Linked DNA regions of Homo sapiens: region 1 is linked to region 2. The links are chromatin loops, found by intact Hi-C in ENCODE. Cell type or tissue: HepG2. All regions are shown on one strand. Each heading gives the region's core, and the rest is flanking DNA. Links, peaks and the distances in the headings are about the cores only.

Region 1 (9,705 bases), core at 1,246-9,245, 48 kb before region 2:
AGAAATGTATTTCTCATGGTTTGAGAGGCTGGGAAGTCCAAGATCAAGGCAACAGCAAATTCAGGGTGTTAACCAAAAATAAAATCCTAAGGCCCCCCAACCATCTAAATGGACTTCCTCCTCAGCCAGGGCACTCTAAAATTTAACCTGAAAGTGGGGGTCAGACATGCCTCATTACACCTCTCTGGCATTAACATCAACACAGACCTTAAGTCTGATGAGAAATATTTACAATCTATTCTCTCTGGTTTTGTTGTTGTTGTTTTGTTTTGTTTTGAGATGGAGTTTTGCTCTTGTTGCTCAGGCTGGAGTACAATGGCATGGTCTCAGCTCACTGCAACCTCCGCCTCCTGGGTTCAAGTTATTCTCCTGCCTCAGTCTCCCGAGTAGCCGGGATTACGGGCACACGCCACCACGCCCAGCTAACTTTTTGTATTTTTAGTAGAGCTAGGGATTCTCCATGTTGGCTAGGCTGGTCTCAAACTCCTGACCTCAGGTGATCCACCCACCTCAGCCTCCCAAAGTACTGGGATTACAGGCATAAGCCACTGCACCCAGCCCAACAATCTATTCTCTCTGAAGCCTGCTACCTGGAGGCTTCATCTGCATGATGAAACTTTGGTCTCCACAGTCTCTTATCACAACCTAGACTTTTTTTATATTGATAACTATTTCAACTAATTGTTGGTTAGAAAAATTTTTAATCTACCTATAACCTGGAAGCCCTCACCCCCACCACCCCCCTCTTTGAGTTGTCCCACCTCTCTGGATGCAACCAATATATATCTTAAATGTATTTGATTGATGTCTCACATCTCCCTAAAATGTACAAAACCAAGCTGCGCCCCAACCACCTTGGGCACATATTCTCAGGATCTCCTGAGGGCTGTGTCACAGGCCATGGTTGCTCATATTTGGCTCAGAATAAATCTCTTCAAATATTTTACAGAGTTTGACTCCTTTTGTCAATGGGTGTTTGGTGAGGACCTGCTCTCTGGTTCATAGATGGTACCTTCTGCCTGTGTCCTCACATGGTAGAAGGGTGACCAAGCTCCCTCAGGCCTCTTTTTTAATGGCACTAATTCCATTCATAAGGGCTCTACCCTCATGACCTTCTTTTTTTTTTTTTTTTTTTCTTGAGATACAGTCTCGCTCTGTCGCCAGGCTGGAGTGCAGTGGCGTGATCTTGGCTCACTGCAACCTCCACCTCCCGGGTTCAAGCAGTTCCCCTGCCTCGGCCTCCCGAGTAGCTGGGACTATAGGCGCACACCACCACACCCGGCTAATTTTTTTGTATTTTAGTAGAGACAGGGTTTCACCATGTTGGCCAGGATGGTCTCGATCTCCTGACCTCATGATCTGCCTGCCTCAACCTCCCAAAGTGCTGGGATTACAGGTGTGAGCCACCGTGCCCGGCCCCAAAGTCCCACCTTCTAATACCATTACTTTGGGCGGTAGGATTTTAACATATGAATGTTGGGGCAGTGGGCATAAACATTCAGTCCATAGCAAGCTGTAAAGCATGGAGCCCCTGCAAAGCAGTGATCATTCCTTCCCATGGCCCTGCCTGTGCAACAGGTACCATTTTCGACACCCAGCTTTCCTTTAGGAAAGCTTTAGGCTGAGGCAGGACAATTGTTCATGATACACAGATACAAAAACTGCCTGCCACAGGGACACACTCATGGAATGTGAATTTTTTTTACTTGACCTGCCCAGAATCTCAGTAACATCAGTCAGATCATGGCTTTCCCTAGTGCAAACCCTCCAATGGCATCCTGAACCACACTTAGATCCTTTCCTTGGCTCTATGTGATCTGGTGCCTTGCCTCCTCTGCCTCCAAATTTTCCACTATCCTTTCCTCTTGCTCCATTCAGACACATGGACTTCTTTGCTGTTCCTTGCCCTTGCCCTTATCATGCATTCACTCACAGAACAAATGGTACTGAGCACCTGTAATGCCCCGGGCCCTTTCCTAGGTGCTGGGGATACAGCAGTGGACAAAACAGATGAACATCCCTGTCCTATTTGGACTTCCATTCTAGTACATTTGAGTGGGGAGGATGGACAATAAACAGAATAGGTGCATGCCTTACAGTACATATTAGAAAGGGATGGGAGCTATGGTGAAAAATGAAGCAGGAAAGAGGACATAGGGAGGGGTGCAATTTTAAACACAAGGGTCAGGGAAGGTCCCACTGAGCAAGTGACACCTGAGCAGAGACCAGAAGAAGAACAAGTGCAAGGAGAGACGGAGACAGCCATCTATGCAACTCTTTCTAGGAGTTTTGTTGGGTAAAGTGAATTAGAGGGAAAAGTGCCATGAAGAGAGGGTTTTTCAATTTGTTTAAAATGTGGGCCAGGTGCGGTGGCTCACGCCTGTAATCCCAGCACTTTGGGAGGCCAAGCCAGGTGGATCACTTGAGGCCAGGAGTTTGAGACCAGCCTGGCCAACATGGTGAAACCCCATCTCTACTAAAAATACAAAAATTAGCTGGGCATAGTGGCGCACACCTGTAATCCCAGCCACTTGGGAGGCTGAGGCAGGAGAATCGCTTGAGCCTGGGAGGTGGAGGTTGCAGTGAGCCAAGATCATGCCACTGCACTCTAGCCTGGGTGACAGAATGAGACTCCATCTCTAGAAAAAAAAATAGGCAGGTCACGGTGGCTCACGCCTGTAATCCCAGCACTTTGGGAGGCTGAAGCGGGTGGATCATCTGAGGTCAAGAGTTTGAGACCAATATGGTGAAAAATCCCATCTCTACTAAAAATACAAAACTCAGCCAGGCACAGTGGCGTGCGCCTATAGTCCCAGATACTCAGGAGGCTGAGACAGGAGAGTTGCTTGAACCCGGGAGGCAGAGGTTGCAGTAAGCTAAGATCACACCACTGCACTCCAGCCTGGGCGACAGCAAGACCCCATCTCAAAAAAAAAAATTACATTTTAATTAATTAATTAATTAAAAATGTGGGAGATTGGCTGGGAGTGGTGGCCTACACCTGTAATCCCAGCACTTTGGGAGGCCAAGGTAGGAGGATCACATGAGCCCAAGAGTTTGAGCCCAGCCGGGGCAACATGATGAAACCCTGTCTCTACAGAAAATACAAATATTAACCAGGAATGGTGGCGTGCGCCTCTAGTCCCAGCTACCTAGGAAGCTAAGGTGGGAAGATTGCTTGAGCCTGGGAGTGGAGGCTGCAGTGAGCTGTGATCATGACACTGCACTCCAGCCCGGGAGACAGAGCAAGACCCTGTCTCAAATAAATAAATAAATAGTAGGAGGTGGTAGGGCATGTTTCAACACTGGTGGGAATGACCCAGTGAGATAGGGACATGGGAGAGGAGCATTGCTAATGTAGAAGGGAGAGGAGAGAGTTTTCCTTGAGTAGCAGAGAGGGATTGGACTTCAATGCATGTTTCATCCATAGTAACAGGAAGGAAGGTTTTGGACAAGAATCAGGTAGGTAAGTACATGAGGTGTTGGAATCTTAGAGTGGTAACTCTTCTGATTGCTTTAATTTTCTTGGTGACATAAGCAAGTAAGGAAGGCATCTGAGAGGGAGGCTGGCAAAGTTGCCATGGGAATTGGTTGTCCGGGGAGTGGGAGGATGAATGGCCCAGGGAAGCATGAAGGCGCCCCACCCCAAGATTCTGGGCATGGGTCTCAGTGAGGCCAGCCAACACAGTGGCATGTTTTTCTCTAGCCAGGGTTCAGCTGCACAGATGTGGGTATGGAGTAGGTGGAGAATTGGGTCTAACTAGGGCTGGCTTTTGTCGAGTGAGTGCAGTGTATCTAGAGTGGGCAAGAGGGTAGCCATTCCTCTGCCTCGAACCCACTGTCCCAGATATCCACGCGAATCCCTCCCTCACAACCCCCAGGTCTCCACTCAGCAGTCATCTCCTTGGGATGTCCTTCCTTACACCCTTCTCTCTATCCCTCTCCCTACATGACACACAGTGAACATCTGTTTCATTACTTGTTTGCTGTCTGTCACCTCACTAGGATGCAGACCCCACAAGGCCATGGATCTTTGACCATTTGGTTCATTGCTGTATCCCAGGAACCTAGAACAGTGCCTGGCACATGGTAGGGGCCCCCCCAAATGTGTGGTAAATTGATCGCATCGGAAAAGGGAGCACTGGTGTGGTGTTGCCGTCTATAAGTAGAAGAAATTAATTGGGCTAAATGGTGACCCAGATTTGGAAAAACAGAGAAGAGAGGGCCAGGCACGGTGGCTCATGCCTGTAATCCCAGCACTTTGGGAGGCTGAGGCAGGTGGATCACCTGAGGTCAGGAGTTCGAGACCAGCCTGACGAGTATGATGAAACCCCATCTCTACTAAAAATACAAAAATTAGCCGGGAATGGTGGTATGCACCTGTAATCCCAGCTACTTGGGATGCTGAGACAGGAGAATTGCTTGAACCCGGGTGGTGGAGGTTGCAGTAAGCCAAGATTGCGCCATTGCACTCCAGCCTGGGCAACAAGAGTAAAACTCCACCTCAAAAAAAAAAAAAAAGAAGAGAGGCTGTATTGTTACTCTTATAAATTTGTATGTCTCTGCAAACCTTCTATAGATCTTGTTTGAACACTTTGTACCAAATACTTAATCTTTTATATATCATATTTGATGAATATTAGTGATATATAGCTTAATTAAGAATATGACTACATATAGGCCAGGTACGTTGGCTCACACCTGTATCTCAGCATTTTGAGAGGCCAGGGCAGGTGGATAACTTGAGGTCAGGAGTTTGAGACCAGCCTGGCCAACATGGTGAAACCCTGTCTCTACTAAAAATACAAAAATTAGGTGGGCGTGGTGGTGGGCGCCTGCAATCCCAGCTACTTGGGAGGCTGAGACAGGAGAATCGCTTGAACCGGGGAGGCGGAGGTTGCAGTGAGCTGAGATCACGCCACTGCACTCTACCCTGAGTGACAGAGTGAGGTTACATCTCAAAAAAAAAAAAAAGTATGACTACATATATATATATATGTGTGTGTGTGTATGTGTGTCTGTGTGTGTATAAAAGATATCTGAGTTTAGAATATCTGTTTACAGTTGGGCACAGTGGCTCACACCTGCAATCCTAACACTTTGGGAGGTCAAGGTGGAAGGATTGCTTGAGCCCAGGAGTTTGAGACCAGCCTGGGAAACGTAGTGAGACCTTGTCTCAAAAAATAAATAAATAAATAAATAAATAAATAACCAGGCATGGTGTTGCATACCTGTGGTCCCAGCTACTTGGCAAGCTGAGGTAGGAGGATCACTTGAGCCTGGGAGAGCAAGGCTGCAGCACGCCACCGCACTCCAGCCTGGGTAATAAAGCAAGACTCTGTCTAAAAAAACAAAAATCTGTTTGCACGCATATATATATGTTTTTCATATCGATATATATAAAGAATTGTTGGCTAAAGGGCATTTGAAAAGCCCTAGTCTAATAGACTGTAGGCAGTAAATGGAGCTCAGGCAGCCTATGAATTACCAAGGGGCCCATGAGGCAAAGGCCGCCTGTCTTGGGACAGAGCCCTGCTTATTTTGCAGCAAACTGAAAGGGCCTCTCTGTCGCTTTTGCTTGGCTATAGGAAATGTCTCTGCACACAATGCTGTGTGTGTCCCAAAGCTGGAGGGCTACTTCAGGGAGGGCTCTGAAAAGAATCTTTATATTTCAGCTGAGCACATGGACGAAGAATTAAGAATTAAGGTTCCTTTGGGCTCTTTCCATTCCACTGATGGCCCAGAGCAGGCCAGGAAAACACTGGCCCCTCCAAATCTGTTTCCAGAACAGATTGGTCTTCTCTGGCCCCAAGGTCCACTGTGGAATTGCCCCATGAATGAAGAGAAGCAGCTGCAATGGAGGCCCTTTCCTGGTGCTTGCAATGAGCCTTTGTCCCATGAGTTTTCCCCTGGAAAGGTGCCAAGGCCAGACCCAGATATTAGGACCGTGACCTTGTCCTGTGTGTGTGGCCTCTGCCAGGCTGCTGGAGCCCACTGTCTTTGCCAGCTTCAGTTCTTCACCCCAGCCCTTTGGCCATGCAAGCAGACCCAGCTGGAGGCATGTGCCTAGCCACAGGCTCCCCATACACCCATAGGGGAGGGAGGTTTCCCGCTGGCCCTGGCCCAACCCCTCCCAGGGCCATCTGCTCAGAGAGCAGCAAAAGATGTTTAACAGTACAATGAACTGTAGTGCTGATTTCTGAATTGGCCCTAGTCACTGGATTACTCTTTTAAAAAATAAAACATGCATATGGGTTAAAATTCAAAAGGAACAACTGAACATACAGTGAAAAGAAGGTATCCTCCCACTCCTATGCCCCAGTGTCCCCTCCAAAGCCAACTACATTACCAAAAGTCACATTACCGAAGTACCTGGTCATGTACAATTCTTTTTTGGTTTTGTTTTTTTAAAACACAGGAAGTAAATGCACTGCCTCTTGCTTTTTGCACTTAATAATATTCTTGGAAATCTTTTCACATCATTTCACATGCAGCTGCCTTGTTCTTTCTTAGGGCTAATATTTCTTTCTTTGAGTGAGTCATGGACTTTTTAACCAACCTCCTATTCACAGACATCTGGGCTGCTTCTGTGCTTTTGCTACTGTGTTAACCATAGCAAGGGATGACTTACAAACCATTTCACACCCGTGCAAGCATGGCTGTAGAGTAGACACCCATGAGTTAGGCATATTCTTGAGAACTCCACAGTGCTGCTGGAGTGACTTGGATTTCTTCACAGACACCAAGGAGGTCTGTCTGGCTCTCTGCGGGTTGTCATCTAGCTGTGGTCAGTGTGAGAATCCTTGATTATTTATAACAAGATCAACAAGGACCACTAACACATCATAGCACCTACTCTGTACCCAGCATCATTTTATATCCTCTACATAGATTACACTGTTAAATCTTCCCAACAACCCACGAGACAGGTTCTGTTATCTACTCCTTTACACAGATGAGGAAATAGGCATAAGGGAGATAAAGAATTTGCCTAAAATTCCACAGCTAGAAAAAAAAAATTCCACAGCTCGTAAGTGGAGGATCTGGGATCTGAACCCAGGCAGCCTGGCTCTAAACCACACCACCTCTCATAACCAAATAATCCAAGTGATTGCCAGGCTATTGAAGCTCCCAGAGCTACTTCCAGAGTGTGTCTATCAGTGAATGTTTGCCTGCCAAACCTGAATGGGGGGACCGTGTCTTCTGTTTCCAACACTACTGTGGGTCCAGGAAGAGGCCAGACTAGACTGTAAGCTCTGTGAGGGTAAGGATCAGGTGTGTCTTGCCCACCCTGGTATCTTGTACAGTATTTAATTAATTATTGTGAATGAATGAATGAATGAATGCATATTGTACTGGATAATAATCATGCTAATAATAGTTGACATTTGCTAAGCACTGGCTAAGAGTTTGCATTCTTGCCCTTAATCCTTATAACAGCTCTCCTAGATAAATTCCATTATCCCATTTTACAAATAGAGAAATGGAGGTTCAGAGAGTTTAAGTAGATTGCCTAATGGCACATAGCTGGTAAATAGAGGAGTAAGGATTTAATCCCTGAATGTCTGCTCTCTGTACTGAATGATGTCTGAGGTCTTATCTGCACCTAAGTTTTCAAATCCATGAATTTCCCACCTATGAGTTGACCTCCATTGGGTGCAGGCTAAAGGTAATAGCCACCTGCCAATCTTTTTTTAACTTTTGATAGAAGTATGTTATATGGAAAGAGTATAGCATGATGGATTTTCATTAACTGAATACCTGTGTGCAACCTGAACCCAGATCAAGAAGTAGCACCTGACCAGCACCCTAGAAGCCCGCTGTGTCCTCACCTAACCACCACCTTCCCAAGGGTAACTACTATCCTAACTTCCAAATGCATATATCAGTTTTGACTATCTCTGTTTTTCATGTAACTAGAATCACACAGTATGTATTATTTTGAGTCCAGTTTCTTTTGTTCAACATTATGTTTGTGAGAATCATTCACATTGTTGTGTGTCATTGCAGTGTGTGCATTTTTATGGCTGTGTAATATTCCATTGTGTGATGTACCATGCTTTAGCTATTCCACTGTAACAGGCATTTGGATAGTTCTCATTTTGGGGCTATTTTGAATAGTCCTGCTGTGAATATTCTATAGGGCAGGGCTGTTGGTGAACTAATGTAGACATTTCTATTGGGTATATCAATGAGAAGGGAATTGCTGGGTCATAGCATACTGGTAGATCCTAGTAATAGATCCGGCTAACCAGGGCTCTAAAGTGGTTGTACAGTTGCTATCAGCAAAGGAGAGTTCTTGCTCTCCCACATCCTCATCAACACTTGATTTTGCCATTCTTTTCATTTTACCATTCTGGTTGGTGTGAAGAGTTATCTCATTGTGGTTTAATCTGATTTCTCTGATGATAAGTAAAATTGAGCACTCCAAATCCCTTTATATAAGAAAGTCAGAAAACAAAGCCATTGCAGAACTACTGATTTTTTTTTTCTTTCTGAGAAGTCACTGAAATAAACCTCCCATTCTGTTTTCAGGATGATGTAAGAGACCTACCTCTTTCTTGAGATCCAGTGAGTAAAGTCCTGAGCTCAGACTGGACTGGCTCAGGGCCAATACTCAGTCCCCTTCATTCTCCTTCCCTATCCCCCTCTTATAAAAGAGTTAGGACCCCCCAGATCGCAATAAAACATGACAAAGAAGGCTTGTGTTCCCATAGTCTTTGTCAGATATTTGCATTTCATCAAACCAGTATATCTATCAAGGCCATGTACACACAGACCCAGCCTAGCAGAGCCTTTGCTAATCCAGCTTTGTCACTTAGACTTAAATATGCCCCAGATCAACCACATCACTGAATCAGATGGAGCCACAAGGCTTTCTTCTCTGACAGCAAAACCATAGAGGAATTTGCTATATAAGATTCTTCCCCAAGTGATCTGTTCTTTGAGCAGTTGTCTTGATCCATCAGAAACAAAACAAAGACCTTTGAAGCAACTGTCATTTAGATGTGCCAAGATGGATGTCTTAGTCTGTTTGTGTTGCAGTAACAGAATACCACAGGCTGGGTAATTTTTTTAAGAAATGTATTTCTTACAGTTCTGGAGGCTGAAACGTCCAAAGTCAAGGAGCCAGCATCTGGCAGAACCTTCTTGCTGCATCATCCTCTGGTGGAAGGTGAGAGGCCAAGAGAGCACATGCAAGAAAGAGAGCAGGGAAGGGGGCCTAACTCATCTTTTTATCAGGAACCCAATCCCACAATAACTAACCCACTCTCACAATGACGGCATTAATCCATTCATGAGGACAGAACCTTCATGGCCTAATCGCCTCTTAAAGATCCTGCCTGAACTTTGCAGGACACATTCAAACCCTAGCAATGAACAACTGGAATCAGTGTCAAGAGGGCGTAAGTATGGCAGTTCTAGAACCTGGAGACAAAATTACGAATGAGAGGCAAAGGGTAGAACAGAACAACCACAGCCACTGCACTCTGCTTGGTGCTTTACAAGATCTTCAGTTGGGCATTCGTCATTGACAGCTCTGCACGTTAGGAGCCATCCTCATTTGGCAGAAATGGAAGCTCAGTGAGGTCATGGCACTTACCTAAGGTAGCACAGCCTATTGGTGGGGGATCTGGAAGGCAGACCCAACTCCTTCCAGCACCAAAGACCCTGTTGTTCTCCTTGGCCCTCTAACAACTCCCA
Region 2 (9,705 bases), core at 824-8,823:
GAATATGGCCAGCATGCCCATTCTGGAGCAGTGCCCTGGCAGCTGCAGTCCTCACCTGGGAATAGCTTTTCCACTGGTGGTGGAGGTGGAACTGGCCCTTTGACACCTCTCCCTTGTTATTAGCCCTGAGACTAGTACAATGCATTAGAGGGATAGGTCTATGGCTCAGGGTATGGGCTGAAGCTGAGTTTGTGACAGAGGGAGTCAATTCCACCAAAACCAGCCCCAATAACACTGGGTTGTGAATGACAACTTTTTGTTTTATCTTCCTTGATGACAAATGTAGTGTACACACTCCTTGCAGAAAATTTGGAAAGGCCCAAAATATAAAAATAAAAGTCACGTTCAGCCAGATAGCATTTTTAACTTTTTTTTTTGAGACAGAGTCTCACTCTGTCATCCAGGCTGGAGTGCAGTGGCGCGATCTTGGCTCACTGCAACCTCTGCCTCCCAGGTTCAAGCGATTCTCCTGCCTCAGCCTCCTGAGTAGCTGGGGTTACAGGCGCCTGCCACCATGCCTGGCTAATTTTTTGTATTTTTAGTAGAGATGGGGTTTCATCATGTTGGCCAGGTTGGTCTCGAACTCCTGATCTCAGGTGATGCACCCGAAGCACTGGGATTACAGGCGTGAGCCACCGCACCCAACCCCAGATAGCATTTTAAACTTATTTTAAAATATAGTAATTTAATGTATTTAATAACTATTTGTATATATAAAGCAACTCTACAAAACACCACCACCACCACAAGATCATGCTGTAAATACAGTTTTGTATGTTCTTTTTTCCCATGTTTTAAAATGATATTTAATTTCATGGCAAAGAATGACACACAATTATATATATAATAGGACCCTAGTTTAATAAAAATTTTATATGAACAGATTGGAAGGAAATAGTAATAATATCAGTTGCAATAAAATAGTAATAACATTGGTAGTAAATAAATCAAAGTAGTATCTCTGGGGAGTAGAAGTATGGGTAATTTCTCTTTGTTTCTTTTTTTGAGACAGAGTCTCACTCTGTCATCCAGGCTGGAGTGCAGTGGTAAGATCTTGGCTCACTGCAACCTCTGCCTCCCAGGTTCAAGCGATTCTTGTGCCTCAGCCTCCTGAGTAGCTGAGACTATAGGTGTGCACCACCACGCCTGGCTAATTTTTGTATTTTTAGTAGAGACAGGGTTTTACCATGTTGGCCAGGCTGGTCTCAAACTCCTGGCCTCAAGCGATCCGCCTGCCTCAGCCTCCCAAAGTGCTGGGATTACAGGCATAAGCCACTGTGCCCAGCCTTCTCTTTCTTTTTTAAAGACTATGTTACAGATTTTCTACAAGGGATATTTTATTACTTTTTTAATTTGAAAAAATATTTAACATTTTTTCGTCCTGTGAGATCAGTTTAAGATTTTTCTTTTAGGTTCTTTTCATGATTTCATTTTCTTCTCCATTTAACTTTCAAATCTATTAGTAATTTCTTTTGTGTTTACTGTGAAAAAACATTATTTAAAAAAAAATAACATGGTCAACTTTCCAAACCCAATTTGTTGAATATATCTTCCCTTCCCTATTGGTTTGTGATTTTTCTTTCAAGTATTATACCAGGGACTGTTTCAAAAACTGTTCACTTCTGAGCTACTCAAAGTGCCTGTTTGCCATAAGGTAAATAACTTGGGCCAGAATGTAAATCAACACATCACCTCCTTCATTGAGAGGGAAAAAAAATGGTAGCCTAACTCAGCGGTGTCCTCGGTGACACAGCTGACTTAGGAGCTAGCACAAGCTCCTTATCTTGTTGTGGACTGGAACTGAGAGTTCCACCGACCGCTCTGACTTGCACTGTCCATCAGTCCATTCTGTTCTGTTGACCTGTCTTGGTTCTTGTGCCAGTGCCATAGCCTTATTTGTTGTAGCTTTCCATGTTTTACTACCTGGCACTCTTGCTGTAACCCTGTGTTGCCAGTCAGCCTGAGGGAAGTGAAGACTCCTTAGGAGCTGAGGATCATGTGGTATGAAAGACAGATTCCTGCTGCCCAGATGGTTCCTGTGGCCCGGGGCTTTTGCGCTTGCTAATGAACCTATTCTGTGTCTAACAGATGTGCCTTTTGGCAGAAGGAGAAAGAAGATTCCTGCTTGTTCCTCAGATGGAATCCTATTAAAACTCACATCTGAATATGAGACGGAGGTCACAGAAGAGAGATCATCACTTCTTTTAGTGAGCTGGTCCTGTGTGGCTTGTCCTGTGACCCAGCTGCAGCGGGAAGATTTCCAAAACCTCCGTATGGCAGTTGTACAGGATGCCTGGGAGATGAAAGGACCTTGGACACAAATGTTCTGGGCAGAAGCTGTTACAAATTCCACTTTAAAAAAAATGAGGAAGCCCAGCCTTCCTGGAGCAGTCAGGATGCTTATTTATAGTAGCCTGGGCCCCTGCCAACATTTCCATATAGATGGGAGTGGGGCCATCCTGTTCAGCAGTGAGGAACAGAAACTCAGGACCCTGGTTTTTATGTAGCGTTTTCGCCTCCTTGCTCATTTTAGGGAAGTAAGAATACCTAACACTTGCGTGGAAAATACAATGATTCCTTTATGTGGTAATGCCAAGGGGAGAGGTCAGGTGGAGAGCTGGCCTTCAGGACACACAGTCTAAACACAGGCTGGGAAGTGGCAAGGCCCTGGCACACAAGCCTACCTGACAAGGTCGGCTATGGCCCACAGCCCACCCCCTTCCTTCCCCTCCTCTGAGAGAGCTACTATTGCAGACTTTCCTGCAGAATAACCGAAACAAGCCTCCTCTTCCCACTGAGAGGTGGTGAGGTCACCATGTCACCATGGCACCCCAGAGTGATCATGGCTTCTGTGGATGGCAGTCCTCTCCTGGTGGCCATCTTCAGGCCTGCCTCCACCTCATCTCCTCACCCCTGCACTCATAGACACACCAGGGGGGAAGAGTCAGGGACTCTGCGGCGTCCGATCCCTGCTATGCCTCATGTAGCCTTGGCAATTCCAAGGAAGTGAATAGGAAGGAGGCCACTTTGCTTTATCCTTTACACAGAGAAATAATTTCATTGACAGTATTTTGAAACAGCAACATCTACACAGCACACACATTCATGTATAAAAAACTATCAGAGCATCAGTGGGTATCTTATTCTCCCCTGTAATTATCACACATACTTTTACATGATTTTTACGTTTATAATTTTGTTGAAGTTAATGAGTACAGTGTAAAGACAGCAAAACACAATAGCTACATTTCACAACCACTTTTTATAAAAAGCTACAAAGAAAGTCATCCCAAATTATTTTATGAAGAAAAATAGATTTGTGGACTGAGACCTCAAGAGGGAGAATTCCTTCAGAATCCCTAAGGGACGTAAAGGCTCTCTCACTGTGCTCTCAAAATTAAGGTGCTGATGGATTACTTGGAGATCACGAGTCACACACCAGAGGCAAATATTGAGAAGGAAAAGTCACACAGAACTATAAAAATGGCCAGAGAAACAGAAATGTTAAGGAGATCTTACTTATTTTAAATAACATATTTTGGACAAGGGACTAATCTCAAAGAGGCACACAAAGACAAAGACACACACACACACACACACACACACACACAGAGCAAAAGAAGGACCATCACCCAAATGCCCATCACTACATTCACTGGTTAGGACACCCTATCTCTGTTAAAAAAAGAATGGAATAGTGTTGATACAGAACTACTCTAAAGAACAGTAAGAGCAAAAAATGTTTGTATAGGATGTTAACATCTCTATAAAGGTAGACATGTCACATCCATCCACCACATGCTTCTGTCAGATTAAACATAGCATTGGTGACAAAGGTTCTCTGGGAAGCAACTGAGTGACAGCTTAGGACACACTCTCTTGTAACGTTGAATGCTTTACAAAACACGTATAGACATGCTTTTCAATTTAAAAATTAGGTTTCGCTTTGCTTCAAGAAGCCCAGAGAGGCACACTGGAAACTGGACAGATTTTCTGCAGATGGTTGTAGGCACTTTTCTCCCGAAGCTGGGCACATACAGAAGTGAGTTCACTCCCCAGGAGCAGTGCCCTGAGGACAGGCCAGCCAGGGCTCCGAGTGCTCCTGCAGGCACATTCCACGTACTCTGCCACACACAGCAGGAGGAATGCCTGCCTCAGACAGTAGTAAGATGAATGGTTGGATCTGGTTAGGTGTGTGTGTATGTGTAGGTGTTAAAACCTTCTTCAGACCAGGTGTGGTGGCTCACGCCTATAATCCTAGCACTTTGAGAGGCTGAGGTGGAGGTATCACTTAAGCCCAGGAGTTCAAGACTAGCCTAGGCCCTAGTCTCTACAAAAAAATAAAAAATTAGCCAGATGTGGTGGTGCATGCCTACGTCCCAGCTCCTCAGGAGGCTGAGGCGGGAGGATCACCTGAGCCTGAGAGGTTGAGGTTGCAGTGAGCTGTGATCATGCCACTGCACTCAGGCCTGGGCAACAGAGTGAGACCCTGTCTCAAAAAATAAACAAATAAAAATAAAAAATAAAACTTTCAATTGGAAATAAATTCCTTCCTCCCTTCCTTCCTCTCATAGTCTATATTATTTTCCAGAATTAGAATCTCAACACTCAAGACTTATGAGTTTAGAAAGGCAATTTAAAAAATCCTTTATTCTGCAATAATTATAGATTCACAGGAAGTTACAAAGAAATGTTCAGGAGGTCCTATGTGAGGTCCTGTGCACCCTTCACCCAGCCTCCTCCAATGGTCACAGCTGGCATGATTATATCACAATATCAAAACCAGGAAGTTGACATGAATGCAATCCACAGAGCTTATTTGGATTCCATCAGTTTAATAACTAATGTGTGTGTATGTGGGTGTGGGGGTGTGTGTGTGTGTGTGTGTGTAACTTAGCATAACCATGTGTAGTTTCATGTAACCACCATCAGTTAACACAGCCAAGAGCCAGAAGAGTTCCATCATCACAAGGCTCCCTAGCGCCACTCTTTTATGGCCACCACCCACAACTCCTAACCCATGGCAACCATGAATATGTTCTCCATCTCTACAATTGTGTTATCTCAGGACTGTTATATAAATGGAATAATATGGTAGATTGCTTTAGTGATTAGCTTCTTTCAATCAGCATATTCCCCTAAGATCCATCCAAGCTGTTGCCTGTTGGGTCATTTTTCAGGATGGTGAAATTACGTCTCCAACACGAGCACCACCAAGGAGCTCGCTGTTTGGTGATTTTCTTTCTTTCTTTCTTTTCTTTTCTTTTCTTTTTTTTTTTAATTGAGACAGATTCTCACTCTGTCGCCCAGGCAGGAGTGCAGTGGCACAATCTCAGCTCACTGCAACCTCCACCTCCCAGGTTCAAGCGATTCTTCTGCCCCAGCCCATCCTGAGTAGCTGGGATTATAGGCATGTGCCACCACGCCTGGCTAAGTTTTTGTATTTTTTTAGTAGAGACAGAGTTTTACCATGTTGGCCAGGTTGGTCTCCTGACCTCAGGTGATCTGTCTGCCTCGGCCTCCCAAAGTGCTGGGATTACAAGAGTGAGCCAGTGTGCCTGTTAGATGATTTTCTGCTCTTTTACTGTTGACCAGCAAAGGAACCCTTGAGTCTTTTGTCTAGAAACAGTGTCAGTGGCTCCAAATACTCAAAATTTCCCTAGGCAAGCAGCTACCACCCTCATCTAGATAGGACAATATTATGGTAAACAAAAGAAACTTTGTGAATTCAGATGTGGTGTCTTTAGCTTCTCAGATCCGAAGCTTCAGGAAGGAAAAAAAGATTTCCTCATCCTGTTTGCAAACTGCCAAGACGCTGGGTCTGTTTCTTATAAAAGGTCTCTGTTTACTCTTTAAGCAATTGATAGAGGACTGTTAGGTTCTAAGTACTTTCGGCGTCTCTAAAATGTTTGCTTTTTATCCAGGGCAATAATGGCCATTATGCCAAGAGGACTTCACATCTCCCTTAAGATATAGATCTCAATTCTGTTGCTCTTTGGGGAGAACTTCTTTGAAAATCAGCCTCTCAGGGGAACTCTAGGAATGGTCATTTCTGACATGCCACCTTGGTGGACCATGTTTTCTTTAGTCATTCTGGAGTTATCTTTCTAAGATGCAGGAATAAAACTGAAGGTATATGAAAGGTAAGTGTTTTAGAAAAAATGAAATATGCATAAAAGCTGTCCCAGATCCTTGGGACAGGAATGACTTGACAGTCTGAGAAGACAATATTAAGGCCCTATCACAATATAGTGCTTCTGTCTGCAAAGGACTTTCAACACTCTGTTACATTAACCCTCCTCAGATGCTGGGAGAGGCAGGAGGCATCATTTCCCCATTCTCTCCTGGGGGCACCTAATACCCATGAGTAATGACCTAGGGGGACATTCCTGGTACATACGACTCCTCACTTGCCTGGGCTATGTCCCCAGCTGCTCATTCAGGAAAAAACAATACACATCTCATGGGGGAGAGCAGGAGACATAGGTTTCCCACTGCTTCTTTGAACTGAAAAAAAATGAGTTGCTATAGATCTGTAAAACTTCAGGGAGGACTGCAACTGAAATGAACACAATGTCCACTGCTCCAACTGCTCTCTCCCGCTTTCCTACAAATGCCTAGAACACTGCCTGACACATAGTACACGCTCAATAAATGTTTATGGAATGACTGAATGAAACACTGTAGCAAAACTAAGGTTCAATCTAGATCCACTCTTTATTATAAAACTGATCACAAAAGCCCCAGTGGGGTGACGTGTAGAAAAATCACGGTGCAAAGTTTGAAATGGGCTAGTTTCTACCACACTTCTTTAGAACATGTCCTGTTGGAGATCTGGTCACAGAAATGAAGGACAGACTGATAGAGGCAAACCACAGTGTACACTACCATAAGACCTGCCAGGGAGAGGAAGGACCCTAGACAGAGTAGATCCTCTGACCCCTGTATTCCAGATGCAGAGAGGGGCATGCTGGAGGGAGTTTCTGAAAATCCCATTTACATCAGTCCTTCCTGGGAGAAACAAAATGAAGGAGGTAGACAGATAAAGTGGGCCAAAGAAGGAAGATGAACGGGCGAAATATATATTCTGCGATGAGAGTGGGTGAGTTTATCACAAATTGGATCAGTATTGTTTTATAGAAAAGACTACGACAGAATTAACAGCAGGCTACTTAAAAGACTTAATGTGGGGCCGGCGCAGTGGCTCACGCCTGTAATCCCAGCAATTTGGTAGGCCGAGGCGGGCGGATCACGAAGTCAGATCGAGACCATCCTGACCAACATGGTGAAACCCCGTCTCTACTAAAAATACAAAAAATTAGCTGGGTATGGTGGCGGGGGCCTGTAGTCCCAGCTACTCAGGAGGCTGATGCAGGCAAATGGTGTGAACCCGGGAGGCGGAGCTTGCAGTGAGCCGAGATCGCGCCACTGCACTCCAGCCTGGGCGACAGAGCAAGACTCCATCTCAAAAAAAAAAAAAAAAAAAAAAAAAAAGACTTAATGTGACCACCAAAGCTAAATGAAAGAGCCATGTTTCCTGCTTAAGAAGATAATAAAAGTCTGCAAAATATAATATAATATGGCTGCAGCTTGTCAGGGCCTAATACCTCCCTCCCTTAAGGGTGTCTGTCTATTCAGCAAGGAACAAGTTAAGATCTTGTCCTGAAGTCTGCTGTAACACAGTAAAAAGAGGTGGCCGGGCGCTGTGGTTCACACCTGTAATCCCAGCACTTTGGGAGGCTGAGGTGGGCGGACCACCTGAAGTCAGGAGTTTGAGACCAGCCTGGCCAACATGGCAAAACCTCGTCTCTACTAAAAACACAAAAATTAGCCGGGCATGGTGGCACGTGCCTGTAATCCCAGCTGCTCAGGAGGCTAAGGCACAAGAACTGCTTGAACCCGGGAGGCGGAAGTTGCAGTGAGCTGAGGTGGCACCACCGCACTCCAGCCTGGGCGACACAGTGTGACTCTGTCTCAAAAAAAATAAAAAAAGACAGAGGCAACTCATTCCCTCTGTGAAGTCAGTGAAACCCTCTTTCACTAACCTAACAATGCATATTGAGAAAAAGCTAGTCTTAGTAAAATAACTGCAAAATTCTATATAACCCCAGCAAATAGATTTTTTTGCAAATAGATTTTTTTTCCCAAACAGAATTTAATGGTATATTAAGTCTACCATGACATGGTCAATATGAATTTATCTGAGGATATCTCAATATTAGGCAATCAATTAACTGAACATAAATCATATCTAAAGGGCAAAAGGGAAAATTAAAAGCAAATAATACATCACCTCAACAACTGGACAATAGGCATTAAGTAAAATATAACTCCCATTCCTAATATGAGTGCTGATAAACAAAACCAGAAGGCTGCTTCCTTAACATGACAGAGACTATCCATCCCAAACCAACAGCCAACATCACATCTAACCAGGGAAGCGTTTGTTGCATTTATATCTGGAAATAAGACCTGACTGCCTGTAGCCAGCATTCTTTAACACTGCATAGGGTTTTCTAAAAAGTATAATAAAGAAAATAATCAGACACCATGGCATAACTATTAGAAGAAGAAAACATCCTTATTTGCTGATCATAGAATCCTAGAAAATCTAAGAGGATTTTACCTGTTAAAGTAAGATCAGTAGGGAATTAGGATAGAAAACAAATATGCAAATAAAAATTTAAAAAATTATATGCCATTGGAATAAGTTCTGGAGATCTACTGTGCATCCTGGTGACTACAGTTAATAGCAATGCATTATTTAGTAGAAAATTGCTAAGAGAGTAGATTTTTAACATTCCCATCACAACAAATGATATGTGTGAGGTGATGGATATGCTAATTACCTTGGTTTAATCATTCCACAATGTGTACATATATCAAAACAACACATTGTACACCATAAATATATGCAATTTTTCTCAATTACATCTTTTTAAAAGGACAGTAGGCTGGGTGCAGTGGCTCATGCCTATAATCCCAGCACTTTGGGAGGCCAAGGAGGGAGGACTGCTTGAGCCCAGGAGCTCAGGACTAGCCTGGGCAACACAGTGAGACACCATCTCTATAAAAAGAAAAAATACAAAAATTAGCCGGGCGTAGGGGCATGTGCTTACAGTCCCAGCTACTTGGGAGGCTGAGGCACGAGGTCTGCTTGAGCCCAGGAGGTCAAGGCTGCAATAAGCCCAGATTGTGCCTCTGTACTCCAGCCTGGACAACAGAGTGAGACCCTGCCTCAAAAAATAAAAATAAATTTAAAAAAATTTAAAAGATTTAAAAAATCAATTATACTAAGAAAATAATGAGTTATTTTCCTCATATATTCCAGAGGATTCATGTTACTTGGATTAATCTATTAGATTAATAGATTAATTCTTTCTTATAGTTTTTTATCAGTCTACATATATTTTTCTTAACTGATCAGATTTCCATGGTATTAACCTTTATTTGACAACATTAAGAAGACTATCAACTCACAATAAATCTTAACTGAAATAAAACAAATGTTGGTGTCAATGTGGTTTTACAGAAGAAAAATATGCCAGCCATTATCAGTCAGAAAATATAGCAGAAAGAGATTCTATTCTACAAGAACACAAAAGAAAAGAAAATACTTGAGACAGACCATGAGCTAGGATGAAAGTTTGGATGAGGTAAAGATGTGAAACCTTCCTGAATTAATTCTAAGTTTAACCACATTTC

The links. Hi-C counts contacts between places; a loop is a spot of excess contacts. Peaks named below come from ENCODE experiments on the same cell type or tissue, not always from the same donor. Only the 100,000 strongest peaks of a DNase experiment are listed, where the experiment ranks them.
Region 1: it touches region 2 in a loop (2.2-fold over the local background); 18 of 110 quality-filtered maps call a loop at or near these places.

What each region holds. Positions count from the first base shown.
Region 1 is chr3:45,579,504-45,589,208 of GRCh38, reverse strand. No RefSeq gene overlaps it. Among named protein-coding and RNA genes, the nearest start is that of LIMD1, 10 kb to the left of the region's middle. In HepG2, for the core only: no CTCF peak of the experiment used is centred there; a DNase peak (open chromatin) is centred at 5,908; H3K4me3 peaks cover 472 bases.
Region 2 is chr3:45,530,931-45,540,635 of GRCh38, reverse strand. All of the region lies in intron 20 of LARS2 (leucyl-tRNA synthetase 2, mitochondrial), which reads right to left. Among named protein-coding and RNA genes, the nearest start is that of LARS2-AS1, 26 kb to the right of the region's middle. In HepG2, for the core only: no CTCF peak of the experiment used is centred there; no DNase peak of the experiment used is centred there.